Regions from separate parts of the Homo sapiens genome. Here region 1 is linked to region 2. Evidence: read pairs that join two places in POLR2A ChIA-PET (ENCODE). Cell type or tissue: OCI-LY7. All regions are shown on one strand. Each heading gives the region's core, and the rest is flanking DNA. Links, peaks and the distances in the headings are about the cores only. Region 1 holds the start of LOC112268009 (a long non-coding RNA gene). Region 2 has its middle 17 kb from the start of SAMD9L.

Region 1 (16,605 bases), core at 5,374-13,373, 500 kb before region 2:
ACTAGAAATCTGCCATCTTGAATTGTCCCTTGCAATGTTTCAATTAGCAAGTAAGTACAATCCATATGTCTGCAGCTGTCTGTCACACCTTTCTTTTTCCTGTTATAAAAGTGCATGTATGTGCATTTGCACATACACACACGCTCCTAAGCAGCCAACAACTCTTAAACAATCCTATCTATGAGTACATTCTAATACCTGTAAATTTAATTTGGCAAGCAAAACTGGAGCAATAAATCACAAACCCAATTCTATCATGTATTTCCAGAGAAGGTTAAAGGCGAAAGACCATGCGGAATGCTCTATATTTCCTATGGTTAAAGTGGGAGGGAGAGAAGGACAAAGGGAGAGAGGGAAAGAGAAGGAAGAGAAGGAGGAGAACAGGAGCGTGGAGGGAGGGAAGAAGAGAAAGAAGATGAAGGGAGGGGATAAAAGAAGCTAGGTAATATCTTTTATTTCTGTAAGAATATACCCAATGTTTCTCAGTTAAACCAAGTGCTGGGTCTTATCAGACACCAGCTCCTTCAGCCACCATAGGAACACCAGATGGGAGGTAGATGCTCAGCGCAAAACAAAAGAGCAAGGGTATCAGACAGCCACAGACCACTCCACAGCAAGGGCCCGTATGGAGTTACTTGGTTTGTCACTACCCCCTATCATTTTAGTACAAGACCTAGTAGAATCTTTTGACACATCTTACTATTTGTTGTAATTTAGCGCCTTGGTTGTGTTTGGTGGGAAATTATGTAGGCATACAATAAAATCTCAGCAATCTACATTTACCTGAAGTTATTTACTATATTTATTATTGTCTAGTAAATTTGCATAAACACAATAAAACAAATGTAAATGTTACACCACACTTTAAAGGAGTTACCAAGGCCAGACTCAACTCAGATTGGAGGTCCAAGCCCCAGCTAGAATAATTTTGTGCAGGTGTGGTTCTTTTTATTTTGTAGGGCTATGAAGTACCTCCTGCTCATGAGAAAAATGAGATGGTAAGTTTGCCACTGACTAAAGATTAGACTGGTAAGAACTGACTTTCCATCCAGGACACAATTTTCCTTTAGAGTTGGCCATAAAACTTTCATTCCAGAGGTGCCCACCCTACACCTGGAGGATAGGAGCATTCTTATCTCTGAAGACCCGGGGACACAGAATGCACCTGAACAAGCAGGCCTTGCCAGGTTTCCCCCAGTTTATTACCATTAGATCATACCCTTGGTCTTCCGGCCACACTTCTGCATGACTGTCCATAAAAATGCACAGTTGTCTCTGTTTCTTTGGGTCTTCATTTCTGAAGGCTCCCATGTCACATAAAACATATTAAATAAATGTGTATGTTTTTCTCTTAAAAAAAAAAAGAATTGGCTTTCAATGTATAAAATAGTGACTGTCTCTGTGTTTTATAATCAAAAGTGGGTGGCTTCTGGACCTCAAGCTGAATATTTTCATCTGACTCAATGGCTGAAAGATGTGACCAGGTAGACCTGAGACTTTATGACCAGGTAGACTTGAAACTACTAGTTTGATTATTTTCCTATTGTAAGCAGCTGATGGAAAAGCTTCTAGAGTTATTCCAAGGAGTAGACCTAGAAGGCATCCAAAGTAATGATGCATGAGCACTGGTGACTAAGAAGGAAAAATGACATGAAGCACCTAAATTCTGCCTGGAAGGAATATCATAACTCAATATACATTATTCTTCAAGCCTAGGCACTTCTGAAATTCTGTAGAATAATCTTTGAACTGCCTGTGCACTGGAAAAAAACTGGTCTGAAAAACTGCTTGGGATGTGATCTGAGATAATTTTTTTTTAACTGACAAAATGAGGTTGATTCCTTCCCTATCACTACCCAACTGATAAAAAGGAAACCCACAGTGAATTTTACAGTTGAAAGATGTCTCTTATGCATCAAACCAAACTTAACAAAAGTTTTATAAAATTACCATATTCACTTATGTTTTCCACTTAATATTTTTGACACAGTCTCACTCTGTTGCCTAGCCTGGAATGCAGTCGTGTAATCATAGCTCACTGCAGTCTCCATCTCCCAGGCTCAAGTGATCCTCCTGCTTCAGCCTCTGAGTAGCTGGGAGTACAGGAGCACATCACTATGCCCAGATGATTTTTTTAAATTTTATTTTTCGTACAGACAGGGTCTCACCATGTTGCCCAGACTGGTCTCGAACTCCTGAGCTCAAGTGATTCTCCTGTTTTGGCCTTCCAAAGTGCTGGGATTACAGATGTAAGGCACCATGGCCAACCTCCACTTGATATTGTTTTAATGTAGTGGTAGAAAAGGTAGCAAGGCTTACATAAGAGTTCTTTTCTTGCTTTACTCTTGACAACCTTTCTTCATCTTTGAGAATCTCAATCCTACCTCCCACCTCAAGCTAAAAACAGAGTTTAGTTGAAACTTTTTGCAGGGTAATTTGGTTTAGCTAGCACAATTTAAAAAATTTGCATGTCATTTGACCCTGTAATTTCACTTCTGGAATTTACTGTACAGAAATACCTGGACGAATGCTCCATAAAATAAGCACAAAGATTTTACTGCAACACTGTTTGCAGTAAATATTGTTTGTATTTTTTGACCAAAAAACCCCTAAATGTCCATCAAGAAGAAATTAAATTATGAAATAAATGAACTGACAGTTATTAATCTGTTTAAAAATGAGTTAAATCTCTAGGTACTGACATATTATGATAAAATAAAGCGAATAAGCAATGTACAGAAGAGTATCGGGTAAGCCCATTTCTGTGAGAAAAATTTACATATGTACATGTGTACCTATGTATTTTAGCATTTATAAACTCTCTCTCTTTCTCTCTCTCTCTCTCTCTCTCTCTCATTTGTAACAAGGAAGATCTGGAAGTATATCGAGGGGACTATCTTTGGGAGTTTTGGAGAAGTACAGGAAAGACAATGTTCACATTTTATACTTCTGTATTAACATTAGGTGTTTTTACAACCAGACTATGTTATTTTACTTTTTCGTTTAAATTTTTTTAAAATTAAATAAAACTAACAGGCATGGAAATCTCCTACTTTGATCCTTCGTACAGCAATTTTTGTTTCTTAAAGTGTCACGTGGAGTGAAAGATCACAGAGACAATGAGGCTCCCCAGGTGCAAGCATTTTTTAAAGTAAGGACATATTGAGGATGATCCACTAGTGTCGATAAACACTTTATACTTGCAAGTTTGAGCTCAAGCACCATTAATTCAGGAGAAGAAGGCCAGGCAGCTGCATCAATATCAGCTTGGCTGGTTTTACATGCAAGGGCCCCAACATCTATAGCCCCTACACAACCAGAAAAGAAGACAATGTGGGACACAGAAGAATGAGACTTCAATGAGAAGGGCACTGACTTATTTTCTCCCCTCTTCCCAATAAATGGCAAGTTGTCTCTGTTTCTTCTTTAATTTATCCTTTTATTTGATGACTTAGACCTGCATTGTCCAATCAGTACATGTGGCTACTGAGCACTTGAAATGTGCTGAAAAAAGTCTGAACTGAGATGTGCTGTAAGTGTAAAATACACATTGGAGTTTGAACAGTTAGTAAAAAGAAAGAATGTAAAAATATCTCATTCATCCATATATTTATATTCATTACATGTTGAAATGATAACATTTTGGATGTACTGTGGTAAAAAAAATATATTATTAAAAGTAATTCGACTTGTTTCTTTCTACCTCTTAAAATGCAGCTACTAGAAAATTCAAAAATACATTTGTGGCTCTCATTACATTTCTCCCAGACAGAGCTGGTTTATACTTTTATAGATATTCCACATGGCAATGCAAATGTTCAGAAAAAGGAATAGCAGGGTAGAGAAGTAGGCATGACACACACACACACACACACACACACACCACACACACACACACTTTTGAATTCATAATAAGGAAGAAGTGGAAGTATATCCAGGGGGATATCTTTGGGAGTTTGGAGGGGAGTACAGGAAAGACAATACTCACATTTTATACTTCCATATTAACATTAGTCATATTAGACATAGTAAGAGTTTCAGAAATGACCAAGATATGGCTTTCTCAAAGAATATCAGAGTTGGAGTGAATCTTGGACATCATCCATTCCAGTGTTTTAGGGTCTTTTTAAATCTCAGAAGCCCAATATAGAAAAAAGATGAAAGCAAGATACTCTGATTAAAGCTGAGTGTGGGAACAAGAAGGGCCGAGAAATCTCTGGACTATGCATAGGAAGGGAATCTAAGAACTCTGAAGCACAGTTTGAATTCCATGGATGTGGTATTTCAGCCTCTCCATTTTATAGGTAAAGACGCTAAGTTCCAGAGGTTGATGGTTTGCCTTCAGTGGCAAAGCTGGTAGGGGTAGGGCTGGAACCCATTCTTAGATGTCTGGTTCCTAAGAAACAACACCGTGCTCTGCATGACATCATTGCTGCACCTATGGTGGACAACTTGTGTGCATGGAAAGATAGTGGCTCAGGAAAGTGCTCTGACATAGGTACAGACACAATGCTATGGGGCTACTGTAAGCACAGTACAGTGCTTCAGGCCTCTTCGTTAAAGAAGCAGCTTCTAGATTTACCTTTGAAAGATGACAGAGGCAGCTGGGCACCCAGGACAAGAGAAGAGCAAGGGTTCTAAGGAGAAAAACTTTGAGGCATGTTTTGGGGCCAAAAGGTAGGTCTCTTTCACTAATAGTGACATCTTGGAGAATAATATATGCAATGGCCAGAATAGAGTTGGAGCCTTCTTTCAAAAGGTCTTGAGAGCCAAGGATCCTACACCAGTCTTAGCAAGATTTTGAAAAACAGTGATAATAAGAATATTAATTTATCATAAATACATGAATGGGCAGGAAACAGGGAGACAGATTGGCAGGTTACTGGGTGACTGTTAAAGGCAGCCTCAATTAATGAGATGCAGGTCATGATGGAAATGGGCCAGATTGGAGGGGCCCCATGGAGACAGAATCCACAGGACTTGGATACAGAAGGATGAAGATGATTCCAGGGTGACTCTGAGGACCCAGCTGGGGGGCTGCGGGATGAGGGTTCCATTAACAGAAAAAGGGAAGGTAAGAGAAGCTGGTTAGATGGGTTCAGTGAAGAAAGGGTATCTGTGAGGTGGTTGGTGGAAGAGTCAGTCCATTAAGAAACTGCAGTTTGGCCCTGGAGCCCATCTGAGGGTCATCTATATCTTATCTAGATAGAATTCTTTGTAAACACCTAGGTTTGGGAGAAGGGAGATGAAGAGCCAGCAAAGGGGATATGGGCAGAGGCACCCAGAAGTGTGCTTTTTACCAACAGTGAGGACAGGGAGGCTTTCACGGAGTGAGTGGCCACAAGATTCAAATGCTGCAGACATCAAATGAAATGAGAATGGAGAGGAGGCTCCTGGATGCAATGATGAGGAGGTCACCATCAACCTCTAATATAGCAGCTTAAGTGTCAGGAGGACTCTGAAGTCAAATAATCCTGGTTCAAAGCCTCTTCTTGGGCCTCAGTTTTCTTACCTGTCAAATAGGGATGACAACAGTGCCCCTTATAAAGTTATTCTGAGATTAAAATGAAATTGTGTATTTTAAAGCACCAAATATAGCTGACCCTCGAACAACATGGGGGTTAAAGGTGCTGACCCCCTGTGCAGTCAAAAGTCCATGTATAACTTTTGACTCCCCTAAGACTTAACTACTAATGGCCGAGTATTGACTGGAAACCTTACCAATAGCAAACAGCTGATTAACACATATTTGGTATGTTGTATGTATTATACCCTGTATTCTTATAATAAAGTAAGCAGAGAAAGGAAATGTTATTAAGAAAATCATGAGAATGAGAAAATATATTTACTATTCATTAAGAGGAAGTGGATCATCATAAGGGTTTTCATCTTTCTCATCTTCACATTGAATAGGCTGAGGGTAAAGGGGAAGAAGAGGGGTGAGTCTTGTTGTCTCATGGGTGGCAGAGTTGGAAGAGCTGGAGGTGGTGGAAAGGGAGATAGGAGAGTCAGGCACACTTGCTGTAACTTTTACTGAAAATAATCTGTATATAAGTGGACCTGTGTAGTTCAAACCTATGTTGTTCAAGGGTCAACTGTACAGAGCGTGGCTCACAGTAAGTGTGCAATAAATGTTATCTATTATTTTTATGATGGGAAGGGATGAAGAAATGAGCAAGTGAAGAAGAAGTGGAGGCTACATGTAGAGACACTATTCTTTCAAGAAGTCTGGGCATGAAGGGAAGGAGAAAGACTAGGGGAATACAAAGGGGAATGAGAATCTTTTCCAGAATGGAGAGACAAGGGCATGATTTGACTCTTACGAGGCAAGTCAGAAAGGGATGATGGATGAAGTGAGAACCTAGAAGCAGGGTAGGAACAAGAGCAAGGGTTGAGGGAGATTTGCCTTGTAAGCAGGGAGAATGCATCCTTCTCAGAAACTGGAGGGAAGGAAGGAGAAGGTGAAGATAAAGAGAAATTTTTGAACTGAAAGAGAAAAGGAACTCACTTCGAGGGCTTCACTCATCTTAATTAACTGGAGATGGGGCTGAATGTTGGGTTGGGGGTGTGGAAGTAGGTTGGGGCTTAAGGATCGTGGGGATGGGAAGAGAAGTGAATCCTAGCATGGAAGTGGGTCTCAGACCAAAGGAGGGGAGCTGGAGGGGAGGAAACATGCCCACCAAAAGCCTAGATGCAAGTGTTAAACAAGCACGTGTGCTCTAGTTGCTCTTATTTCTGTCTCTAAGTAGAGCTTTCTTTTCAGTGGTGGAACATTTGGATGATGAAGTCCCTAATGTACAATGTCATGAGAAGGGAGAAGAAAACATTAATTCTCACGGGGGTCACTAAATGCTTGTGTATAGGCTGGGGGACAGGGAGAGTGCAAGCTGAGTGATGCAGCTGCTGAGTCAATCAAGACCCTCAAACTGCTCTGTCTCCACGTATTTGCAAAACACTTCTGTCAGTAACATTTACTCTTACTCTGTAGTGACTCTTTGCTGGAAAATCATGGGTCCTGAAAATCTCCAGGTCATGCCATTAGGACTGGGGAGACAGGAGTGTAAGAGGATTGCAAAGAGAAGTTGGGAGGCTTTGGCGGAACTGTGCCCCCAAGAAGCAGATAGCTAAAAACACTGCAATTCCCTTCTTGAGGGGATAGAGCACCTACAGAAAAAGGCCGGGTTTTAGTTACCTTGAAGAAGATTGTGAGTAAAAGTTTGGGGAAGAAAGGAACTTCTTCCTATGTGACAAGGATTCCAAGAGTCAGATTTGAAAGGAGTAACAGAAGTAGAGAGTCAGCGAGGGGAGGTATTGGGGGCTAAGAACAGGGATGGGAACATGGGAAGAAGTAATAAACCAGCAGTTGTTAGTAAGAGGGAAGCAATGGCTTGGGAAGTAAGAGGGAAGAAAGAATGGTAGAGTGGTATATGATATGTGATAGAATGGTTAGAAGAAGACTAAGCAGATAAAATCTGGTTTGTGGTAAAGATCACAGAACAGGCAGACCTAGGATATGAGAATGGAGGTGCCCTGGAGTGGGAAGGTGGAGGACCAAGAGATGCCGCCACAGGGAAAGGCCAGGTCTGGTGGTGGCTTCTCAATATATGTCATGAAAACAAATATATTTTTCAAATTCATGTTAAAGTACACATCAAGAATTTAAAAAATCAGGCCAGGCACGGTGCCTCATGCCTGTAATCTTAGTACTTTGGGAGGCCAAGGTGAACTCCTGAGCTCAGGATTTCGAGACCAGCCTAGGCAACAACAGCGAAACCCCGTATCTACTAAAATACAAAAAATTAGCTGGGCGTGGCGGCATGTGCCTGTAGTCCCAGCTACTCAGGAGGCTGAGGCAGGAGAATTGCTTGAACCCAGGAGGCGGAGGTTGCAGTGAGCCGAGATTGCACCACTGCACTCCAGCCTGGGCAACAGAGCGAGACTCTGTCTCCAAAAAAAAAAAAGAATTTAAAAAATCAATATTAATAACATTACCAAAGTATTAATTTGTTCTTACTTAGAACTACCTTGTTTGCATTACTCAACCAAAATTGGACCTTTTCCTGGGTACCATCTTGGATATTTCCTCACTCATAAAAATGCTTTTTAAAGAGATCTTCCCAGCCAGGCACGGTGGCTCACGCCTGTAATCCCAACACTTTGGGAGGCCGAGGCGGGCGGATCAGGAGGTCAGGAGATCAAGACCACGGTGAAACCCCGTCTCTACTAAAAATACAAAAAATTAGCCGGGCACGGGGGCAGGCGCCTGTAGTCCCAGCTACTCAGGAGGCTGAGGCAGGAGAATGGTGTGAACCCGGGAGGCGGAACTTGCAGTGAGCCAAGATCGTGCCACTGCACTCCAGCCTGGGTGACAGAGCGAGACTCTGCCTCAAAAAAATAAAATAAAAAAAAAGAGATCTTCCCATTTGGCTGGTTCTTTAAAGGAAGAAAAAAAAAACAAAAACAGAGTCTAGGAAAATATCCAACAAAAGGTAAGAAATCTGAAAGTCTAAAGTGCCCTGGTTTCCATGCACGTGTTTCGACCTAACCTGAAATGATGGGTTTCTTCTCACAGGCTAGGGCGTGCCTTCTGGCACCCTGGTGTTCAGGTCAGCTTGTGAAGGACCTCATTTCCTGGATGTCACTAGGGAGGGTGCTCAACTATGGGGAGGCACCAACACAGTAACCAATGGGAAAATTGGCAAGGTAGTCAGTGACATTTTAAAGACATTTGCTCACTGACCACTGACCCACAAAGGACAGTTTCACTGTCAGTTTCTCAGCTACTGGTGTTTAATTCATAGAAATCAATGACGACAAGCCTAGAGAGGCCACCAGACAAGAGGCAATATATGACAAATCAGGAAGCCTTGTTTGTTTCCTTCTAACAGTGACTCTATTTGTTATATTCTTCCTGGTGGCATTTGGCATTTCTTAGCTATGGATTGGCAGAGCTGGCAACTCAGAACTTCTAAGAATTACTATCTGCTTGCCACAATCTTCGTATTCAAAGAAACATGTTTTATTTTCTTTTTTCTTCCTTTTTTTTTTTTTGAGACTGAGTCTCACTCTGTCACCCAGGCTGGAGTGCAGTGGCACGATCTCAGCTCACTGCAACCTCCACCTCCTGGGTTCAAGCGATTCTCCTGCCTCAGCCTCCCGAGTAGGTGGGACTACAGGAGCATGCCACCACGCTCAGCTAATTTTTTGTATTTTTAATAGAGACGGGTTTTCACTGTATTAGCCAGGATGGTCTTGATCTCCTGACCTCGTGATCCACCCACCTTGGGCTCCCAAAGTGCTGGGATTACAGGTGTGAGTCACCACGCCTGGCCGCATGTTTTATTTTCTAAATGTGCATTTTATGTGACTTTGCTGTAACCTGGAAAACCCCATAACTTTCAAACTACAGACAGTTCTAACTAGGATTACAAGGCAACCAATAGATACCTGGGGAGTTAATACTGTGAATTTATTTTGCTGTATAGTTAAAAATCAATCTATCACAACCATCCAATCATCCATCCATCCATCCATCCATCCATCCATCCATCCATCCAATCTCATCCTTTAAGCTGACTAGTTGGCCACTAACCAAATTTATAACAATTTTTTTTTAGTATTAAAATACAATTCAATGTGGAGTAAGGATGGGTTACTCTGGATGAAGAATTAAAGGAGAAAGATAAAAAAATGTAGCTCTTACCCATTTTGTAGAATACTTCTGTGGGCCAGTGTGGGCAGTTATTAAACCCAGATAACAGTGACAGATGATATTTAAACTCTCTGGCTCTTTGTCAACCATCTGCCCTATGACTCTCTTTACTGAGTTTATATTTCCTAGGTATTTCATTTTTGAACAAAAGACATGCACCTCTTAATAATATGACAGAGAATTGGCCAACCTTTCCAATACAGGACAGATTCTAAATCAAAGCTATTAAATACATGTGTGATTTGCTTCTTGACCACTCTAAAATATCATTGCTGCTACATCACAGTAATACACAAATCATTACAGAAAAAAATATGGCCTAGTAGGTCAAACAACAGCAATGGCAGAAACCCAGCAGAGTAGAAAAATCAAAGGCGATCGAGTCAGGCAGACATGGGGTCTTGGCTCTGTCATTTGATTGTTGTATGCCCATGGGCAAGTTATTCACCCTCCTTGTGGAAGGTCTAGTTCATTATCTGTAAGCTCTGGAAAGAAGTCTTCAGAATAGGGGTTTAAGCAGATAATGCACATGAAGGTGCCCCCAACCCCCAACTGCCAAGGCATGGGCCTGTCACATGACAAATGGTAACTCCCTTTGCTTCTTTTCTTCTCCCTAGGTTATGGAGGATGGTGAGCCTCGCTGACACATAAATGACTATTCCTCAAAGATTTTAAATAAACAACTAGGATGCGACCTCTAAAGAAGGTTAATCCCAACTGCTGGCCTTCCACTGAGAAATCTTCCCTCTCCAAAAACAGACTTGTCATTATACCCACTCACAGTACTCTACACTTCTTCACAGCATTTATCCCACCTCTGGTTAATTAACTAATTGTGCAGGCAATGGATTTTTTCTCTACTAGGATTTAAGTCACCCCTCTAGAAGTGGGCCTGGCATACAACAGTCACTCCATAAGTTAATTGTGGACTGAATGGAACACTTGTTATAGGGTTTCCAACATGTGACATATTACTGTTGGTGACATGTGAGATGATTTAGGGGATAAACATGCATGAACTTTCTGAATAGTTTTAGTGGTTATATATTTATTCTAATGTGTATCAGACAAATAAATAACCGGTCAAATCTCTGATTTTTATACACAGCCATGACCCTCATAATAACGTTTTGGTCAACAATGAATGAACCACATATGTGAGGGTGGTCCTAAAAGATTATAATGAAGCTGAATGATTCCTATCTCCTAGCCATCTTAACGTTATTGTAGTGCAGTGCATTACTCACTTCACATGTCTGTGGTGATGCTGGTGTAAACAAACCTATTGCGCTGCCAGTCATATTAAAGTATAGCACATATAATTATATACAGTACATAATATTTGCTAATACAAGACTCTGTTGCTGGTTTATGTATTTACTATATTATACTTTTATCATTATTTTAGAGTGTACTACTACTTATAAAAAGAAGTTAACTGTACAACAGTCTCAGCCAGGCCCTTCACGAGGTATCCTAGAAGAAGGCATTGTTATCACAGGGGATGACAGTTCCATGCATGTTATTGCCCCTGAAGCCCTCCTAGTGGGACAAGAAGTGGACAGGCAAGACAGTGATATTGACCATCCTGATTCTGTGTAGGTCTGGGCTAATCTGTGTGTTTCTTAGTTTTTAACAAAAAAGTTTAAAAAGTAAAAAAATAAAAAATTTAAAAATAAAAAAGCTTATAGAATGAGGATATAAAGAAAAGATTTTGTATAGATGTATAATGTTTTTGTGTTTATTTATTTATTTTTTTTAGACACAAGGTTATCTAGGCTAGGGTGTAGTGGCATGATCCTAGCTCACTGTCATCTTGAACTCCTGGGCTCCAGTGATCCTCCCACTTCAGCCTCCGGAGTAGCTAGTACTACAGATGTGTGCTACCATGTTCAGCTAATTTTTTATTTTTTGCAGAGATGGGGGTCTCACTATGTTGCCCTGGTTGGTCTTGAACTTCTAAACTCAAGTGATCCTCCTGCCCTGGTTTCCCAAAGTGTTGGGTTACAGTGAGCCACTGCATCTGGCTTGCTTGTGTTTTAAGATGTGTCATTACAAAAGAATCAAAAAGTTAAAAAATTTAAAAAGTTTTTTTTTTTTTTTGAGACAGGGCCTCCTTCTGTTGCCCAGGCTGGAGTGCAGTGGTGTGATCTTGGCTCACTGCAACCTCTGCCTCTCTTGGGCTCCAGTGATCCTCCCAACTCAGTCTTCCAAGTAACTGGAACTACAGGCACACACCACCATGTCTGGTTAATTTTTGTCTTTTTTGTAGAGACAGGGTTTCGCCATGTTACCCAGGCTGGTCTCGAACTCCAGAGCTCAAGCAATCCACCTGCTTCAGCCTCCCAAAGTGCTGGCATTACAGGCGTGAGCCACTGCACCCGGCCAAAAAATTTAAAAAGTTTATGAAGTAAAAATGTTACAGTAAGCCAAGGTTGTTATTATTGAAGAAAGAAAAATATTTTTAGATAAATTTAGTGTAGCCTAAGTGTACAGTGTTTATAAAGTCTACAGCAGTGTACAGTAACATCCTAGGCCTTCAATTCACTCACCACTCACTCACTGACTCACCCAGAGCAACTTCCAGTCCTGCAAGCCTTATTCATGATAAGCATTCTATATAGGTAAATCATTTTTTATTTTTTATACCATATTTCTACTGTATCTTTTCTATGTTTAGATACACAAATACTTACCATTGTGTTACAATTGCCTATGGTAGTCAGTATGATAATATGTCATACAGATTGGCAGCCTAAGAGCAATAAGCTATACCATATAACCTAGGTGTGTAGTAGGCTACACCATCTAGATTTATGTAAGTACATTCGACAATGTTCGCAAAATGACAAAACTGTCTAACAATGCATTTCTCAGAACATAACCCTGTCGTTAAGCAACACATGACTGTACTTTTGTTTAGGATGAGGCTAAATAAAAAAGTAAACTGACAGAGAGTAGTAAAAAAAACCTACGTAAATAATAGTACCAGTCTCATAAGAATATGGCAAAAACAATGAAGGTGATAAAGAAAGGACAAAATTTGGTAACTACTGCCTTAGCATCAAGTGGGTACCCAGAGTTTAGAAGTTCAAGACAACCAGGGCAGCACAGTGAGACCCCCATCTCTACAAAAAATAAAAGATGCTAGGATTCCCTGATTTAGGATTAGCCTAAAGCAATGAATGAGTCTGCTTTAAGAGCCTATGGCTTGTGAAGTCTCAACTGGGTCAATACTGAATCAGGAGTCAAGTCAGAACCAGGTCAAGCTGGTGATGGACCCCAGAACTCATCTGGCATAAGTAAGAAGCATGACACATGGATATCTGGGGGGTATCATAGGAAATACCAAGGACACAGGGTAGCCACCCTAGGAGGGATGGTATGATTGGCCTTGATTCACTCTCCTTTCAGCCTTAAAGGCATATGAACCTGGTTTCTGATACTGCTTCCTCCTTCAAGCAATTATTTCTCAAATTACTATTTTTGTGCAAGGCTTCTGGAGAAAGGGTACTTTCTTATGTGCACATTTGAAGTGCCAAAGGATCTCTACCCAATGTCTCACTTTTCCAGCAAACTGAAGCAGACTGCTGCCACTATCATCAAAGGAACCCTCCCCTGAGCCTCCAATATTTGAGTCCTACTTCTCAGTCCCAATGCTGAGATGGAGAGATAAGTATTCCTCTAGTCTTGGATTGGAACATAGAATGAATTTTCCCACAGAAGAAAAAATTTTGATGAATTAGCACAATGGGTGTTTTGTATATGTTCCAGGTCGTAGAGGATTCTGCAAGCTAGGCTTGGAATCCAGTGACCACTTATCACTTCAGTGGAAAATGCTTTTAACATTTTAAAATAAAATTTGTTCCACAAATGGAGATTGCCTATACAGCAAATTCCTTAGTAGTGAATACTTAATTCTACATATATAAAATTTTATCTTTCTTTTAACATCTTAAAAAAATTGACTTTTAGCATCAATCATGACTAGTATTCAAGTCTGTAATTGTTGAAGGACTCTGTCTTTACAGTTGAGACTATTCTAGACACATAAAGATAATTCCAATAAGCATTTCTGTAATCAACTCTTGGCTGTACCGAGTTATTCCTGCGATGAAGTAGAATGACTGTCTTAACTCCTACTCTGCTCTATTGACAGTAAATTATTCTTGGTTCTAACCATAAGCCTTTAACCCAATGTCTTCTACACTTGTTGGATGAAAAGAATCGCTGAAGGTACTTTTAAAAATAAGAATTCCTGGCCCCAGCCCAGTAATGAATCAGAATCTCAAGGGAGAGGCCTGGGAGCCAGACTTTTAAAGACTGCCCATCCCTGGTCATACTGTCATCCAACCCAGGGGTTCTTATCCTGGAGGCTGTATTAGGATCGGAGGACTTGTTGAAACACAGGTTGCTGGCTCCCAGCCCAAGAACTTCTGAACCAATAGGTCTGGGGTGGGGCCTGAGAATTTGCATTTCCAGCAAGGTGCCTGGTGATGCTGAGGTTCCTGGTTCAGGGACCATACTTTCAAAATCACTAATTTAGCCTGTTTGGCAAACACTGCAGCTGATTTCAGTATTACTTTTTCTCCCCGCTCCTTGGGAAAAAAGCAACACCAGAATAGAACTTGCAAGCTTCCTTTGGACTCATACCCCTGCTACTTCTTAGCTGCCTAATGTTAGACAAATAAATGTACCACTCCATCTCAGTTTGTTCTTATTGGTAGGACTAAGAAAGGTAGCATAAAAGAAGAGGTTTGACACTATACTTGGCACATGGTATGGCTGCATTAAACATCTGTTTACTCTGATCTCCTTGTGATGATCTCCTATCCTATGAGCCACAGATGAATTTGCTGAGTACTAGCAACAGTTCCAAAAATTTGTTACATGCACAAAACTTTGTTTGGTTAAAACCAACCAAACAACAAGCAAGCAATGGCTGACCACTTCTTTTCCTTGTGAGCTACCATGGAGCTACATTTTAAAGATACAATGGGAATATACTGTTTCCTAACTTACCTTTTCCCATGGAAATAAAAATAGAAAAGAAAAAAAAGATTAGATTATGATTAGGTTCTCTGTTTAATTTAGACTAGGCTGAACTTAGTACCCAGATATGGATTATTTTCCTGGCAGATCTTTATTATATTATTTGGCTATTTCTTGTGACCTGAAAATCAAACAAACGAATCACATGCTCTCTTAGAGGGAACTTAGAGGGCATCTAGCCTACGCACCAACCCTATAAATGCTACTGAAACATCACCAATGTGTGGAGGTCCAGCCTCTTCTTAGACACACAATGAAAACTCACTATTCTCACAAACCCCAATCCACTCTTCAGATAACTGTCTAATCATTAGATTTCTACCCCTTTTAACAAAAATCTTTCTTTTTGTAATTTCTGTATCCTTGGTCTTGTTTCTGTCCTCTATAGTACCTGAATATATCTAATCTCTCCTGTACACGGCAGCATTTAAAGTGCTCTGAAGTAGCACTGACATCCCCACTGCCTATTCTTTTTCAGCCTAAATATTGTTTTTTTCAACTATTCTCACTATCAAAATTCCATCAAAAAAGTTTTCATACACTTAACAGCCTTGGTTCTCCTCCTATGGATAAAGTCCACTTTGAGATATTTCTTCACTAAAAAAATGCGAAAATATGTGTTATTTTCACCATGTCCTATCATCACCAGTAAAACAATGTAACTTATAAGAACAGTGGGGTATTCCTTCCCAGGCAGAGTTTCCAGAAGCTGCAAGCTACAGTCATATAAAACAACACTGTAAGCACTGAGAAGGCGGTTTCAGGACAGGCTTGCAAGTGGTAGCCTGGGGTAGATGGATCTGGCCATCATGACCCCTAATGATAGAAATGCCATGCTGCCACTCAAATTCACAAAGATCCACAGTCTCTTTTCAAGGAAAGCAGAGTGAAACAAAATGTATTTCTTACTTTCTACGAAACATTTCTGCAAATATGCAGCCAACACTCCAGAGATCCACGGGGGTGGCGTAGCTGGACTGGAGCAAGACTTCGGGTGCTCTGTACCACAGCGTGACGACCTGCAATGGCAAGCGGATCCAAGTGTTACTGAGAAGGTGGCTGTTGGCTTAGACTCCTGACTAAACCTGGTGGTTTAATGACAAGATGTAGTTCAGAAAGAACTCCTATAAATCATATAAGGACACTGCGCTAGAAGCAATAGGTAAATAGGACTCATCACTGACAGGCCAGGAAATTACATCATCCCCACAAACTGGGTTCCCACCTCCAACTCTATGTCTAACTAGGATGGCATAATAACATGAGTTTCAGAAAGCAAAGACCAAAAAAATTTTTTTTAAACTTAGAAACCGTTTTTTTTCTCCCCCCCTTTAAGGGCCTTTAAAAAATAATACATGGAAAACAGGTGATGGCAACAATTACAGCTCAATCCCCAGGCCAGCATTATTGGCAGATTAGAAGATGATGGCATACAGAGTGGTGTAATGGACTTTGGAGACTCAGAAAGGGGGAGGGTAGAGAAAGGGGTGAAGGAGAAAAAACTACATACTGGGTAAAATGTACACTACCTGGGTGATGGGGGCACTAAAATCTCAGACTTCATCACTATACAATTCATCCATGTAACCCAAAACCACTTGTACCCCAAAAGCTGTACATATATATATATATATATATATATATACACATACACACACACACACACAGACACATACACACACACACACACACACACACACACACACACACACACACACACACACACATATATGAAGATGGTGCCAGGGCTGCTGGATGGTGTCCCTGAAGTCTACACAACACCCAGGACATGTCAAAACTGCTCTTACCGTGACAGCTTGGGGAATCAAAGTAAAACCCCT
Region 2 (16,605 bases), core at 3,232-11,231:
ACTGCGTACATCTCACTTTATGTTCCAGGCTTCTTGGGCACCAGGAACGATAGGTGACAACTGCTGGAACCCTGTGGTATTCATGTATGAGCATCTGGGAAATGTGAGGAGCATAAAAAGTCACAGGGGTAACCAACAGTTGACTAATAGAGGACAGAAGCTGGTGGAAAATTTTTCTCCTTTTCACAGCTCAGAAAAATTCTTAGTTGCATTCTGTCCACCTCCTCAGTAGGTCCTGGCAAGATTGAGCCCAGAGCAATAACACATTTCTTGTATTGGTTTTCCACCCCTCCCTGTTTCACTTTCCCCAGGGCCCCACTACTTTTCCTTGGGCTCAAATCCAAAATAAACTATCGGCATACAAGCTCTGTTTCCTGGAGTGTAGGGATGGGGTGGGGAGGAAACTGAGGCTAATACAGTTGGCACCAAAATGGGCCCAGAAAGCAAATTCACAGCATGGGATTCTGGAACTGGTCAGGAAGTGGTAAGGACTATAGTAGTGATGGTAAATTTGGTGGTGAAAATTCCTGACATGCAATCAGCATGAGGCACAGAAGGAAAGTGAAACATTGGCTTATGCTGTAGTTTCAGCACTTAGATGGTGTTAAAAAAGCAGTGTAAGAATTCTAAATTGGACTGGATTATAGCAGCCTTGAAAAATCAAATGACAGGTTTATATTAGCTAACTATAAACTCAAGACTGTCTCCGAAATCAGAAGTCCTACATGGTAGTATTTTAAAATTAAAAAAAAAAAAATTCTGAAGCTCCTGGACAAGACTGTACTGAAAATCAGGCACAGAATCTAATTTTAATGGTAGAAGAGCTACATAGTCAACTTTATATGAGTGTAACACCTCTGTAAGTATTTGATGTCATTCAGGGCTGTGATAGGAAAACAGTGGAGCCCTAGAACCTGGGATGGAGATATATGAGTAGGAAGGTCTGAATCTGGAATACCTGTACTGCCTTGAATCCTATGGGCTGGTAGAATAAGCTTCTTCCCATATCAGAGGATAGTGGCCTCTCCTTGCAAAGAGAACTGGTAGAGATTTCACTTGGAACAAGACAATACTTATTTTTTTTGTGAGATTTGCCTCAATCTTCTCTCGTTGCCTGCAGACCAATAACTGGGGCCAGCTTTCAGGATAGATTCAGCAGGAAAATAGAGCTTGAGAAAACATACCCCACAAAGTGCAAGACTTGTCTTATATTTACCATCAGAAACCAGGGTAACATATGTAATAGTGGATAGTGATGTGAAAATGGGCAGAATATATGAATGGGGAAATTTATTTCTAAGTGGACACTTTTTCATGACTCTGGATTTAATATCCTGGCCCAGATATAATATCTTAAAATAAAATAAATGCTGGAACTGCCTTGGAAGAATGTCACAGAGCTCAGGAAAGAGAGTAATTTAGAATAAATTTATTACATGATCCCAGATAACCCACTATTTCCATATTTTTCCCAGAAATAAAACACTCCTTATTTTAAGGATAAGAGGGCACTCCTTTCTTTAAGGCTATACGGAATGTACTGATGCAGAGGATCCTGGACTTTTTGACAAGCTCAGTGCTGGCTATCTGCTGAGGGCCAGGGTTGAGAGTAGGAGGTATGGCTGGATGCAATAGCTCATGCCTGTAATCCCAGCACTTTGGGAGGCTGAGGCAAGAGGATTGCTTGAGGCCAAGAGTTTGAGATAATCCTGGACAACATAGCAAGACCACATCTCTAAAAACATTAGAAATGATAAAATAAAAAAGAGAGTAGGAGATACACGCAAGAACTGGGCTCCATACAAATGGATATTTGCATTAGAGAATGTATTCTGGAAATGCAATTTCCCAAGGGAAGCACTTAAATAAAGAAGCAAGATGGAAACAATAATAGTGAGCAGCAAGACCAGAATGGTGACCGGGGTCTGTGGTTATGTTTAAGAGGTCACAGTTCGTTTCTAGGAATAAGATGCACAGGCAGCCAAAACAGTATGACAAGTATAGCCAAACTTGCATAATCAAAAAGACAAAGAGCTGGAGAGCAGATTTCAGCCAACATATTAGAAAATTATGATACTGCAGTCAGTTTTGAAGATCTCAACCAGTTTATAGATCTAGAGTCCATTGATTGAAGAGAGCTTTCTCTTGAGGAAGGCCTCTGCAATGTCACAGCAAGTAAATATAAGAAATAATTTCCCAATCTTTCCCCACAGGGACATGCACTTATTTGCCTCAGTCTGCAAAAGTACAGGATTACCTATACCTTTTGAAGGCTGTTATATATAGGTTACAAGCTGACTCTGATGCCTAAGATCTAAAACACCATTGTAGTCCTCTGGTTAGAGTAGTGGGGTGCTTAGAGTAAGAAGATTAATAGAATTCTAACACAAGTCTATCTCATAAGTGGGTCCAATGCATTTTCAAACTCACAATGGTTATTTCTCTAGTCCTCGAGTACGTAATTGTGAAATTCTTATCAGCTTGCCAACTCTCACACTGATTCCATGACATACAGAATGAGAGCCATTACAGTAGAAAGGGCCAAGTAGAAGTTCCTGAATTGCCCCCATATCCTCCTGTCAAGACAGTAAATCAGATGCAATGCTTCATCCTGAGAATTTCAGAAATGAGAATTACTATCAAAAAGTTAAAGAAGCAATAAGTAATGATCCTTTTAATAAATCTCTGTTCAAATCATCTGTATTCCCCCAACAAAAGTAGATGAATCAAGCATATTGGCAGTGGGCTACCATATACTTAACCAAGTGGTAGTCCCAATCACAGATGCTCTGCCAGATTTGGTGTCTTCACTGCAATAGATCAATGCTATCACTTAATTGTGTAGCTATTGATGTAGTTAATGGACTTATTTTAATCTCTATCAGTAATAACAATCAAAAACAGTTTGCATCTACATTGGAAGGAGAGCAGTCTATATTCATACAGGCAATCCATGGCTACCTTAAGTCTGTTAATATAGTCTGCAAGGACCTTAATCATGTTGATATTCCACTGAACATCCTATCTGTCCTCTATGTTGATGACATCATGCTAATTGGACTAGAGGACAGGAAGTGGCAAGTACTCGGAATTCTTTAGTAAGATAAACACATGCGAAAGGGTTAGAAGATATACCAAACGAGTCTGGGAATTTATCACAGCAATGAAGTTTTTAGGGATCTTATGGTCTGTGGAGTCCAGAAAAATAAAGAGGTTTGTAGAAAATTCAAAACATGATGTCAGCTGCTCTTCTATTCAGGCCATGTGGCCCAGCAGATCCCATAATGCTCAAAGTATTTATTGTGGATTAAAATGCTGTTCAGAGTCCCTTGGAAGGCCTAATATGAGAAATACATTGCAGATTCTCCAGGATTCTGGAGTACTGGCAGGACTTTTGTGCAGAAAACAAGTTGATGTTTAAAAAAGAGCTGTAAAAGAGACGGAGTGCCTGACTATGAGATAACAAATGATATAGTTTGGCTGTGTCCCCACCCAAATCTCATCTTGGATTGTAGTTCTCATAATCCCCATGTGTTGTGGGAGGGACCTGGTGGAAGGTAATTTAATCATGGGGGCAGTTACCCTCATGCTGTTCTTGTGATAGTGAGTGAGTTCTCATGAGAACTGATGGTTTTATGAGGGGCTTTTCCCCCTTTTGTTCAGCATGTCACCTTCCTGCCACCATGAGAAGAAGGATGTATTTGCTCCCCCTCCCACCATGATTGTAAGTTTTCTGAGGTCTCCTCTGCCATGCTGAACTTTGAGTCAATTAAACCTCTTTCCTTTATAAATTACCCAGTCTCTGGTATGTCTTTATTAGCAGTGTGAGAACAAACTAACACAAGTGATTATGTGACTAGAGTTTTCCAACATGAGTTGGATATTATCAGATCATAGGAGCCATGATGTCAAGCAAATGCAACAGCCATCTGTCAAATGGTGGAATGACACATTCAGATCATATCTGAGCAGGTCCAGGGGTCACAAGTAATACATAAAGAGGTGACACAGAACTCCACATCACTTATCTCAGTTTTACTATTGCCTCTCCTTCAAATTAGATTTGTGGTGTAATAGGAATTCCTCATGACTAACTGAGAGAAGTAGAAACTAAAGGCTTGGTTCACAGATAGGTCAGTTCGATATGTTGGTGCTAACAAAAAAATGGACAGTTGCCATATCACAGTCACACTCATCAGATACCCTGACAACAAATGGTGAAGGGCAAGCCCTCCAGCAGGCAGAGCTACAAGCAGTGCAGTTGGTCATGATTTTTTGGAGGGGGAAATAATCTGAAGTATGGATATAAATAAAACCTTGAGCAGAGGAGGCATGGAGGGAGCAAAATGTAATATTGGAAACAAGTAAGTCTGGGGAAGAGGCATATGAATGGACCTTTGGAAGTGATTACACACTTTGTGGATCCTTTTGTCTTACGTTATGTGCACCGGAGAGCATCTACTGAAGAGAAGACACCAGACAACCACAAAGAGAAACTCATCACACAGATGTTAACAGCTTCTCTCTTTAGCTACTGCAGTGTCTGCACAATGAGCCTTGGAATGGATGGCCATGATAATAGATTTGGAGATTATTTATGTGCCCAATATCAGGGACTCTGTCTCACAAAATTGGCTTATTGGCCCTGCCACTGCCACTGTTTATTGGCCCACCTGCATAGCATAGACCAGAGCTGAGCCTGCATATGACACCGTCTTTCAGTGATAACAGCCAGGCACTTAACTGTAGGTTGATTATATCAGACCTCTTCCACCCTCGACTAATTTATCCTTACTACAATTGATACTCTCTCTGCATATGTGTTTGTCTTCCCTGCCTTGAGTACCTCCAGAGCTCATACCATCTGAGTGATTACAGAATGTGTGATTTACTGATATGGCATTCCACACAAAAATGCATCAGATCCATTTCAAGATAAAGAAAGATTTATTATCCTGGAAGTGAAGCAAGATATCTCCCTGACTCCCTTGCTGGCGGGAACTAGAGTACACAGGTACTGTCAAGGGCAAACTCCACTCACTAGCTGCTTCACCCCTTATGGGAGGGGGAGAGCAGGTGAGCAGGTGCTGGAGCCAGGGTGAGCACTTTTGGGCACCAGCAAGAGCAAACTCCATACTAGCCCCACAGCAGCATCTAGGGGAGGGTGTCCAAAAGCCCCAAAGGAAGTGTTACTGTGCCCTTTTAGCTTTGCCATCCACGGATGGCTTAAGTGTTAACAGCTCAGTGGAGGGTCAGTGTGACAGCCTTTTGCATCCACATTCGAGTTCTTGTCCAGCATCCAAGAGGAATGAGGTGGCACAAACGACTTGAAGATAGTAAATGCAGGGGATTTTATTACCAATGAAAGTGGCTTTCAGAGGGAAAGGAAGCTGAAAAGTGGACAGAGCGGGAAGGTAATCTTCCCTTGAAGTCTAGCCATCCCCAGCCAGACTCCTCTCTGAAGCTATGCCATCAAGCTGTCCTTCTGAAGTCAAGCCACTTCTCTCTGACATCCCACTGTAATTTCTGTTGTCCAGTTGCTTCTCTTCCTCCTGCTGGCTGAGCCTGGGGTTTTTATGGGCACAGGATGGGGGCAGAGCAGGCCATGGGTAGTTTTGGAAAAGGCAACATTTGAGGGGGAAAACAGGAATGCAAGTTCTTACTTTGGGCCACAGTTCCAGGCTTGAGGGTGGGGTCCTCACTGGGGACCCACTCTCTTCTGCCCAAAATTTCCCTGCCTCCTTTCCCTATGAGAAGGACTGGAAAGTCCTGACTCGTCAATATAAATACTAGTCTTGTGATCTTGGCCAAGACATTTAACTGCTCTTTTTCTCATTTTCTCCATCTATTCAGATGAGGATGACAGGAATCCTATTAAGATCATATAAGACAAGGCTATGTGTAAAAAAGTCCTTTAGAAACCACAAATAATGATTTCAACAGTCATGGAAGTGAGTTGGCCAAGAGTCCCACCATACCAGTACCAAGAGGTGACTTGGTAAACAAGAAATGGTACTGTGTGATGGGCTTATACTGCCCACTAAGAGCAAGGAAGGCATTGCTGTTACACTTCAGGACCATGCTCATCAGGGAGCTTGGAGGGATCACAAAGGCAACATAGAGAATTATCCGTACAGAGACAACAGGCCACAAGGTAATCACTGGACAGCCACAGCACAGTAGGTAGGGATGCCATCAGTCTTTATGTGAAGTTGGGCTTCTTCAGGAAGTCGTGAGAACACTGACATCATACCACAATCGGGAACCAACCAGGAACTGAACCAACACACCAGAGACTCCATCAGTGATGACTTCAATATCATCACAATGAACATCTTGGATGCCAGGTGGAGGCAACTGCAAATCTGCCAAATTGGGACTGGTAAACAGGCAAAGAAAGAAAGAGAGATTGAAAAAAAAAAAAAAAAAAGACAGAGAATCCACTTAAGAGTTCACAAACAAAATTCAAAAACACACAAAGCAGCTAAGATCAAAAAGGACAGACAAAATTAACTATGAATTCATTCCAAATAAAAATAAATTTACATTTTAATAAGCATGTTTAGGATTGTCAAAGAAATAAATGTAGGGATATTAATAAAAACAGAACAAGAAATTATTTTAAAAAGTTGAAATTAAAGATAGATAAGAAAAAGTTAATTGAAAATCTTGGAAATTATATATATAAATTGTGTGTCTACATTACATATGTATTATATATAATATATGCATAATGTTATATATGTACTTTATATATGATATACACATTCATACATCTTATATGTATTTTATGCATATATGTGTATATTCAATAGGTTTGCTAAATTCCAGTTATGGTTAAAAAAAAATAAAATTTGTGTATTGAAAGATGTTTCTGAGGAATTTACCCAAATGAAGCACAGAGAAAAAAGAAATAAAAATATGTGAAAGGACAATTAAAATATATGGTGAAGAGTTTGAGAGACTTCAACAAATGTCTGATTGTTGTTTCAGAAAAAGTGAAGAAGGAAAATAATGGCAAAGTAACATATGTTACTTCTGCTATTTCCCAGAATTGAAGAGAGACATGAACTTTTATCCTGGAGATTTTAAAAATTACAAATAAAATAAAAATAAATCCATAGCTGGACATAGCATAATGCAACTGAAAAACATTTAGTATAAAAAGGAAAAATTTCAAACTCTCAAAGGAAAAAATTCCCAAATTATCTATACAAGACTGAGTACAGAACTTTCATCAGAAACAACTGATGAAAAAAGACAAGGAAGTAATATATTCAATATTTTGAGAGAAAATATTCATCAGCCTAGAAACTTACACTCAGGTAAACCACAATTCCAAGGTCAAAATTAAGACATTTCAGACATACACATTTCTTTAGAATTTACCACTAATTGATTTTCAATGAGAACTGATTACTTGATGTACTTTAATAGGAAGAGAAGTAGACTTAGAGGGATGACAAATGACTTGAAAAATTGGAGTCACACACAACATTAAGAAAAATGGAGGCACACAAATTGATTAAAGGGTTGAATGTGTGTGCTTTGATGAAGGGATGTTAAAGCATTGTAGTGTTCTAGGAGGACTATAAAGATGTGGATTAATTCCAGATTTTAAAATAAAACTATATATGTATTAAAAATATAGGATGCCAACTAAGGGAAGAAAAATATAGTCTAGGGTTTCCATGAGAGTAGGAGATAAAAAAAAATGTAGAAAACTTTATTAATCTACCAGAAGGGAGGAACAGAAATAAAAAAGAAATGGGGAAGAAAGATGGTAAACAGAAAACATGAATTACAAAGGAAAAAGAATATATAGTTATCACAGTGAATGTAAATAAGTTGAATTCACTTATTGAAGTACAGTCTATCATGTTGACTATATGTTGTTTATAAAAGATCCGACTAAAACAAAAACTACACAGAGATTTGAAAGAAAGTATTGAAAAATATACTAGGCAAATAATAACCAGACAAAGGATATATCAATATTAAAATAAAATAAAATGTAAGACTGAAAACTTTGATAGGGATAAAAAACATTCTACCAAGAGAATATAATAATAATGAATTTGTGAGTGTGTAACAACATAGCCTTGAAATATATGAAGTGAAAACTGAATTACATGGTGAAATTGACAAAACAATTTAGTTGAATTAAAAACCTAAATATGAAATGGAAAAAATTTCAGAAGAAAACATTTAAAACATGAGAATTGAAAAATAATTTTGCCACAAGACACAAAAATACAAACCATAAAGGAAAATACCAATACATTTTTATACATTAAAAAAACTTTTTGTATCAGAAGATACCATATAAGGGAGAAAAAGTAAGTTACGTAATCAACACAGGATTATAAAATCAACAAAGAATTAATATTCAGCATAGAAAGAGTTCCTACAAATCAATACAAAATGACAGCCTGATAGAAAAATGGTTAAAATATGTAAAAAATCAATTTATAGAGGAGAGAACCTGAATGGCCAATAAATATAAGAAAATATCTCGACCTCACTAGTAATAAGGGGAATACTTGTCAAAATTACAAAAAGGTAATATTTCACATTCATTATGTAGGAAAAGTATTATAAAAAGTAGGTTAAACAGAATTCTCAGATTCTTGTTGGAAATACAAGTTGTTAAAGTAATTAGTATCTAGAGAAGTTGATACTCACGTCTCTAATCTAGATTTTCAGTTTCTAGGTTTATGCCATAAAGAAACTGACACAAGTTCATAAAAAAGAATATTTATTGTTCTAATGAAGAGCAAGAAAAAGTTCAAATCCAACAGTTGAAGGAAAGATAAATAAATTGTATGTACATATATACACATAATATATATATATGTGTAACATAGGTATTTTGGATTTAAAAACTTGTGTTACAAAATTAATGAGAGGCCATTAGGCTGAGATGGGTTTAGGCCTTAGGTCCTACATAAGCAAACTGAAACCCAACTCATTGTAAATAGTGAAATGAAACTTTTAGCTTAACCAATCAGAAACTTCCAACTATATAAGCAAACTGAAACCCAACTCATCGTAAATAGCAAAATGAAACTTTTAGCTTAACTGATCAGATACTGCCAACTAACCCTTAACTAGGGACTTTCCACTTTAATGAATCAAATATTTTCTTTGTCTTGCTTCCATGAGCACCTTATAAAAGTTTTGCCCTCACACCCTCTTTCTAAAGTGCTAAACTGCTTGTAATTCATGAATTGTTAAATGTTCAAAAAACTCATTAAAATTTTAATATGTCTAAGTTTTGGTTACAATTACATAAATATATGGCATAGAAGGAATTTTAGATGCTAAGTTTTGTTTTTTAAAAAATAAATTCTCCTTGTAGTATGGGAGCAGAAAAGAAAATAAATAATAAAATAAAAAAATAAATTCGACTTCTGCTTTCATCTCTGACACATAGAGGGCTTGGAAATAGTCACTTCCATCTTTACAAAAAAAATCTTGAACAAAATGAAAAATCAATTGCTTTTCTTGAAACCTTCAGAAAATTGAGGTCAGAAAATAAACTGTCATCCTGAAATCTGGAGACACCAGCAAATACAGAGAATCATAGCTGAGATCAGCTTACCTGGACCAGAATCCATAGGAGCAATAAACTGATAATGACACTTAAATGGTAATTTTGACATGCTGACCTAAAGGAAGAAGCTGAGGAACAAAGTATAATTTTAAAGAGTTTACTTAAGCCAAGGTAAGAACAGTTGCCCAGAAAACTCAGACCTCAGTAAATTTGGATATGAGCTCCCCATTTGGCCTTTGTTACAAGCAGGTTTCTAAAGGTGAAGAGGGGGGACAGGAATGGGATTATACAAAGTTGCTCATCAGGAATTCTCATTGGTTTACAGAAAAAAAACATTGATTAGTGGTTGGCTATACATTGTTCTTTGTATCACACATTCCAGGACCATGAAGATAATGGCTGAAGGTCACATTGTGCAACTTGTGGTAACTTATTTTGAGATATGTTTCATCAATACCTAGTTTATTGAGAGTTTTAAGCATGGAGGCTGTTGAATTTGTTAAAGGCTTTTTCTGCATCTATTAAGATAATCATGTGGTTTTTGTCATTGCTTCTGTTTATGTGATGGATTACATTTATTGATTTGCATATGTTGAACCAGCCTTGCATCCCAGTTATGAAGCCGACTTGATAGTGGTGGATAAGCTTTTTGATGTGCTGCTGGATTCGGTTTGTCGGTATTTTATTGAGGATTTTTGCATGGATATTCATCAGGGATATTGGCCTGAAATTTTCTTTTTTTTGTTGTGTTTTGGAATCAGGATGGTGCTGGCCTCATAAAATAGGTTAGGGAGGATTCCCTCTTTTTCTAATGTTGGGAATAGTTTCAGAAAGAATGGTACCAGCTCCTCTTTGTATCTCTGGTAGAATTCAGCTGTGAATTCGTCTGGTCCTGGACTTTTTTTTGGTTGGTAGGCTATTAATTACTGCCTCAATTTCAGAAATTGTTATTGGTCTGTTCAGGGTTTCGACTTCTTCCTGGTTTAGACGTGGGAGGGTGTATGTGTCCAGGAATTTATCCATTTCTTCTAGATTTTCTAGTTTATTTGCATAGAGGTGTTTATAGTATTCTCTGATGGTAGTTTGTATTTCTGTGGGATCAGTGGTAATATCCCCTGTATCATTTTTTATTGCATCTATTTGATTCTTTTCTCTTTTCTTCTTTATTAGCCTGGCTAGCGGTCTATCTAATTTGTTGATCTTTTTAAAAAACTAGCTCCTGGATTCATTGATTTTTTGAAGGGTGTTTCATGTCTCTATCTCCTTCAGTTTTGCTCCGATCTCAGTTATTTCTTGTCTTCTGCTAGCTTTTGAATTTGTTTGCTCTTGCTCCTCTAGTTCTTTCAATTTTGATGTTAGGGTGTCGATTTTAGATCTTCCCTGCTTTCTCTTGTGGACATTTAGTGCTATAAATTTCCTGCTATACTCTGCTTTAAATGTGTCCCAGAGATTCTAGTACGTTGTGTCTTTGTTCTCATCGATTTCAAAGAACATCTTTATTTCTGCCTTAATTTTGTCATTTATCCAGTAATCTTTCAGGAGCAGGTTGTTCAGTTTCCATGTAGTTGTGTGGTTTTGAGTGAGTTTCTTAATCCTGATTTCTAATTTGATTGCACTGTGGTCTGAGAGACTGTTATGATTTCCGTTCTTTTGCATTTGCTGAGGAGTGTTTTACTTCCAATTATGTGGTCAAATTTAGAATAATTGCGATGAGGTGCTGAGAAGAATGTATATTCTATTGATTTGGGATGGTGAGTTCTGTAGATGTCTATTAGGTCCACTTGGTGCAGAGCTGAGTTCAAATCCTGGATATCGTTGTTAACTTTCTGTCTCGTTGATCTGTCTAATGTTGACAGTAGGGTGTTAAAGTCTCCCATTATTATTGTGTGGGAGTCTAAGTCTCTTTGTAGGTCTCTAAGGACTTGCTTTATGAATCTTGGTGCTCCTGTATTGAGTGCATATATATATAGGATAGTTAACTCTTGTTGAATTGATCACTTTACCATTATGTAATGGCCTTCTTTGTCTCTTTTGATCCTTGTTGGTTTAAGTCTGTTTTATCAGAGATTAGGATTGCAACCCCTGCTTTTTTTTGTTTTCCATTTGCTTGGTAGATCTTCCTCCATCCCTTTATTTTGAGCCTGTGTGTGTCTCTGCACATGAGATGGGTCTCCTGAACACAGCACACTGATGGGTCTTGACTATTTATCCAATTTGCCAGTCTGTGTCTTTTAATTGGAGCATTTAGCCAATTTACATTTAAGGTTAATATTGTTATGTGTGAATTTGATCCTGTCAATTCAACTAGCAATGATGCTAGTTGGTTATTTTGCCCGTTAATTGATGCAGTTTCTTCATAGTGTTGATGGTCTTTACAATTTGGTATGTTTTTGCAGTGGCTGGTACCAGTTGTTCCTTTCCATGTTTAGTGCTTCCTTCAGGAGCTCTTGTAAGGTAGGTCTAGTGGTGACAATATCTCTAAGCATTTGCTTGTCTGTAAAGGATTTTATTTCTCCTTCACTTATGAAGCTTAGTTTGGCTGGATATGAAATTCTGGGTTGAAAATTCTTTCTTTAAGAATGTTGAATATTGGCCCCCATTCTCTTCTGACTTGTAGGGTTTCTGCAGACGGATTCGCTGTTAGTTTGATGGGCTTCCTTTTGTGGGTAACCCAACCTTTCTCTCTGGCTGTCCTTAACATTTTTTCCTTCATTTCAACCTTGGTGAATCTGACGATTATGTGTCTTGGAGTTGCTCTTCTCAAGGAGTATCTTTGTGGTGTTCTCTGTATTTCCTGCATTTGAATGTTGGCCTGTCTTGCTAGGTTGGGGAATTTCTCCTGGATAATATCCTGCAGAGTGTTTTCCAACTTGGTTCCATTCTCATCGTCACTTTCTGGTACACCAATCAAACATAGATTTGGTCTTTTCACATAGTTCCATATTTCTTGGAGGCTTTGCTTGTTTCTTTCCATTCTTTTTTCTCTAATATTGTCTTCATGCTTTATTTCATTAAGTTGATCTTCAATCTCTGGTATCCTTTCTTCTGCTTGCTTGATTTGGCTATTGACACTTGTGTATGCTTCATGAAGTTCTTGTGCTGTGTTTTTCAGCTCCATCAGGTCATTTATGTTCTTTTGTAAACTGGTTATTCTAGTCAGCAATTCAACTAACCTTTTTCAAGGTTCTTAGGTTCCTTGCATGCTCCTTTAGCTCAGAGGAATTTGTTATTATCCACCTGCTGAAGCCTACTTCTGTCAATTCATCAAACTCATTCTCCTTCCAGTTTTCTTCCCTTGCTGTCAAGGAGTTGTGATCCTTTGGAGGAGAAGTGTTCTTGTTTTTCGAATTTCCAGCATTTTTATGCTGGTTTCTCCCCATCTTCATGGATTTATCTACCATTGGTCTTTGATGTTGGTGACCTTCGGATGGTGTCTCTGAGTGGACATGCTATTCCTTTCTACTTGTTAGTTTTCCTTCTAACAGTCAGGCCCCTCTGCTGCAGGTCTGTTGGAGTTTCCTGGAAGTCCACTCCAGACCCTGTTTGCCTGGGTAGCACCAGTGGAGGCTGCAGAACAGCAAAGATTGCTGCCTGTTCTTTCCTCTGGAAGATTCATCACAGAGAGGAACCTGCCAGATGCCACCCAGAGCTCTCCTGTACGTGATGTGTCGGCCCCTACTGGGAGATATCTCCCAGTCAGGATACACGGGGGTCAGGTACCCACTGGAGGAGGCAATGTGACCCTTAGCAGGGCTCGAAAACTGTGCTGGGAGATCCGCTGCTCTCTTCAGAGCCATCAGGCAGGGTCGTTTAAGTCTGTTGAAGCTATGCCCACAGCTGCCCCTTCCCTGAGATGCACTGTCCCTGGAAGATTGGGGTTTTATCTATAAGTCCCTGACTGGGGCTGTTGCCTTTTTTTCAGAGATGCTCTAACCAGAGAGGAGGAATCTAGAGAGGCAGTCTGTCCACAGAGGCCTTGCTGAGCTGTGGTGGGCTCTGCCCAGTTTGAACTTCCCAGCAGCTTTGTGTACCCTGTGAGGGTAAAACTGCCTACTCAAGCCTCAGCAGTGGTGTGTACCCTTCCCCCAATGAAGCCTGAGCGTCCCAGGTTGACCTCAGACTGTTGTGCTGGCAGCGAGAATTTCAAACCAGTAGATTTTAGCTTGCTGGGCTCCATGGTGGTGGGACCTGCCAAGCTGGACAACTTGGTTCCCTGGCTTCAGCCCTCTTTCTAGGGGAGTGAATGGTTCTGTCTTGCCGGCATTCCAGCTGCCACTGGGGTATGGAAAAAAAAACTCCTGCAGCTAGCTTGGTGTCTGCCTGAACAGCTGCCCAGTTTTGTGCTCGAAACCCAGGGCCCTGGTGGTGTAGGCACCAGAGATAATCTCCCGGTCTGTGAGTTGCGAAGACTGTGGGAAAAACGCTGTATCTCTGCTGGAGTGCACCGTTCCTTAGGCACAGTCCCTCATGACTTCCCTTGGGTAGGGGAGAGAATTCCCCAACCCCTTGCACTTCTCAGGTGAGATGATGCCCCACCCTGCTTCGGCTCCTCCTCTGTGGGCTGCACCCACTGTCCAACCAGTCCCAGTGAGATGAATCAGGTACCTCAATTGGAAGCGCAGAAATCACCCACCTTCTGCGTCCATCTCACTGGGAGCTGCAGACTGGAGCTGTTCCTATTCAGCCATCTAACAAAATGCTTTAAACAATTGCCACTGGGCATGGGTGTGGTGGTGATGGTGGGGTTGTGTATGGCACCTAACTAAAGTGTTTTGGATGGCACCTAACTAAAGTCTCATACCCATGTCTCTCTGGACCTGATAAGTTCTGCATACCTCACATTCCTCAGACTGCTCTGAGCTATTTTTCTTCCTCAGATGCATTTTTGGAGGCTATGTGAACTCATGAGACTGAGAAAGTTTCAGTCTTAGGAGGGCCTCCATGCTTGCTTGGATTTTACCTCCGGGAAACCCATGGTGAAGAACCAGAAAAGCTTTGCTTCACAGCTCTGTCAGCGGGGAGAAAAAAAAAAGTAATCATTTTGAAATACACCCAAAATACTCTCCATAACAAAAAGCCTACTCTCCAGGAGAAAAGTCTTTGTCAGACCCTTGTCCCACCTATGAGGAAGGGTATTCACCCAAATTTAGCTCACTTTATGCTTTCTGTCTCACCTAATGGAGAAAATATAAGAAACAATTGTGAAGGTCACAGCACAGAGACACAGGCCTGCTAAAAGACTGAGATTTTATCATGGGATTATAGAATGTTTCCCTTGCCCCATACCTTAACACCACATCAACAGGGATCCAGTATAATCAAGTGAATTTAGCTAAACTAACTGCAAAATCTGGGCTTTATTTAAGAAGGTTGAAAAAAACAAAAATGCTAGAGGAATTTAAAGCCACTGAAAACTGTAGCTCATGTATTCCCAGAGCCCAGTATATTAGTTAGCTTGATCTGCTGTCACAAAGTACTGCACACTGGGTGGCTTAAGCAATGGAAATTATTGTCTCACCGTTCTGAATGCTATAAGTCTGAAATGAAGGTGCATTAAGGTTGGTTCCTTGTGTAAAGGAGACTGTTTGGAATCAACTGACAGATTCTTCTTGCCCACTGCACAGATAAAGCCAATTCACTGAGACAGTGGTATTCCAGTAGAGAAATTGTTTAATTAATTTAGGGGTAGTCAAATTAAAGATGAGAATTTATTACTCAAATAAGCCTCCCTGAGAACTCAGAGGCTAGGGTTTTTATGGATAAATTGGCAGGCAGGGGACTAGGGAATGGGTGCTGTTAATTGGTTGGGGATATACAATTACAGGGGTGAGAAAAATGATCCTAATGCTGAGTCAGCCTCTGGGTGGGGCCACAAGACTGGTTGAGTCATGAGTCATGGGTCTGGGTAGAGTCAGTCGATTGCCAGAATGCAAAAGGCTGAAAAACATCTCAAAAGACCAATCTTAGGTATGTTATCTATAGGAGCAATTGGGGAAGTCACAAATCTTGTGATCTGGCCACATGACTCCAGAGGAGTAAGAAAAAAGCTAGGAAAAAATAGCTGGTTGTTATTTAACTATGCCTACATCTTAGCAGAATTCAGGCTCCTCTCATAATCCTAATCTTATGGTCTTTCATTCATCTTACAAAGGGAGTTTCAGTCTCTGAACAAGGAGGGGGTCATTAAGCTATAAACAAAATTACTCCCATGGTTAGTTTGGCCAATGTTCAGGAATGAGTGAGGACAGCCAGCCTGGGAGGCTAGAAGCAAGAAGGAGTCAGCTATGCTAGTCTTCTCTTGTTGTCATGTCTTTGCAAAGATAGTTTCATGTTCCTTGCCTCCCACCTAGCTTCTGGTAGCCTAAGGCATTCTTTGATTTGTACATGGTGTTTGCCTCGCATTTTCACTTCACTGTATGTGTCTCTGTCTCCTAGTCATATTGGATTAGGGGCCCACCATATGCTAGTATGACTTCAATTTAACTTAACAAATTTTATCTGCAATGACTCTATTTCCAAATAAGGTAACCTTCTTAGGTACTGTCGGTTAGTACTTCAACATATGAGTTTGGGAGGGGAGACACACAATTCAACACATAACACATAATAACAAAAACAAAAAAGAAGATACAAACTGATAATATCAGAAATGAAAGAGAAATCATCACTACTGTTCTCACTGACACTAAAATAAATAAATAAATAAATAAATAAATAAATACCATGAACAGCTCTATGTCCACAAATTTGGACTCAGATGAAATTAATCAATTTCTTGAAAAACACAAACTATCCAAACTCACACGAGTAGAAATAGATAATCTCAATAGATCTATGTCTATCAAAGATATTAAATCAATAGTTAATAATCTTTCAAAAAAGAAAGCACCAGGCTCAGTTGGTTATACTAGTGAATTCTACCAAACATTTAAAGAATAAAAAGATGTAATTACATATAGTCTCTTCCCAAAAATAGAAGCTGAAGGAACACATTCTAACCTATTCTATGAGTCAGTATCACCCTAATACCAAAACAAGAAAAATGCTTA

Evidence for each region. ChIA-PET counts read pairs that join two places held together with the same protein. Peaks named below come from ENCODE experiments on the same cell type or tissue, not always from the same donor. Only the 100,000 strongest peaks of a DNase experiment are listed, where the experiment ranks them.
Region 1: POLR2A ChIA-PET joins it to region 2 with 11 read pairs; 2 of 35 experiments call an interaction of 5 or more read pairs at or near these places.

Annotation. Positions count from the first base shown.
Region 1 is chr7:92,655,753-92,672,357 of GRCh38, forward strand. CDK6 (cyclin dependent kinase 6) reads right to left here. Exons shown (of 8, transcript NM_001145306.2): 5 at 15,674-15,783. It overlaps LOC112268009 (a long non-coding RNA gene), which reads right to left and starts at 6,918. Exons shown (of 2, transcript XR_002956577.2): 1 at 1-6,918. In OCI-LY7, for the core only: no CTCF peak of the experiment used is centred there; no DNase peak of the experiment used is centred there.
Region 2 is chr7:93,156,619-93,173,223 of GRCh38, forward strand. No RefSeq gene overlaps it. Among named protein-coding and RNA genes, the nearest start is that of SAMD9L, 17 kb to the left of the region's middle. RefSeq lists an enhancer at 9,071-9,140. In OCI-LY7, for the core only: no CTCF peak of the experiment used is centred there; a DNase peak (open chromatin) is centred at 9,003; H3K4me3 peaks cover 377 bases.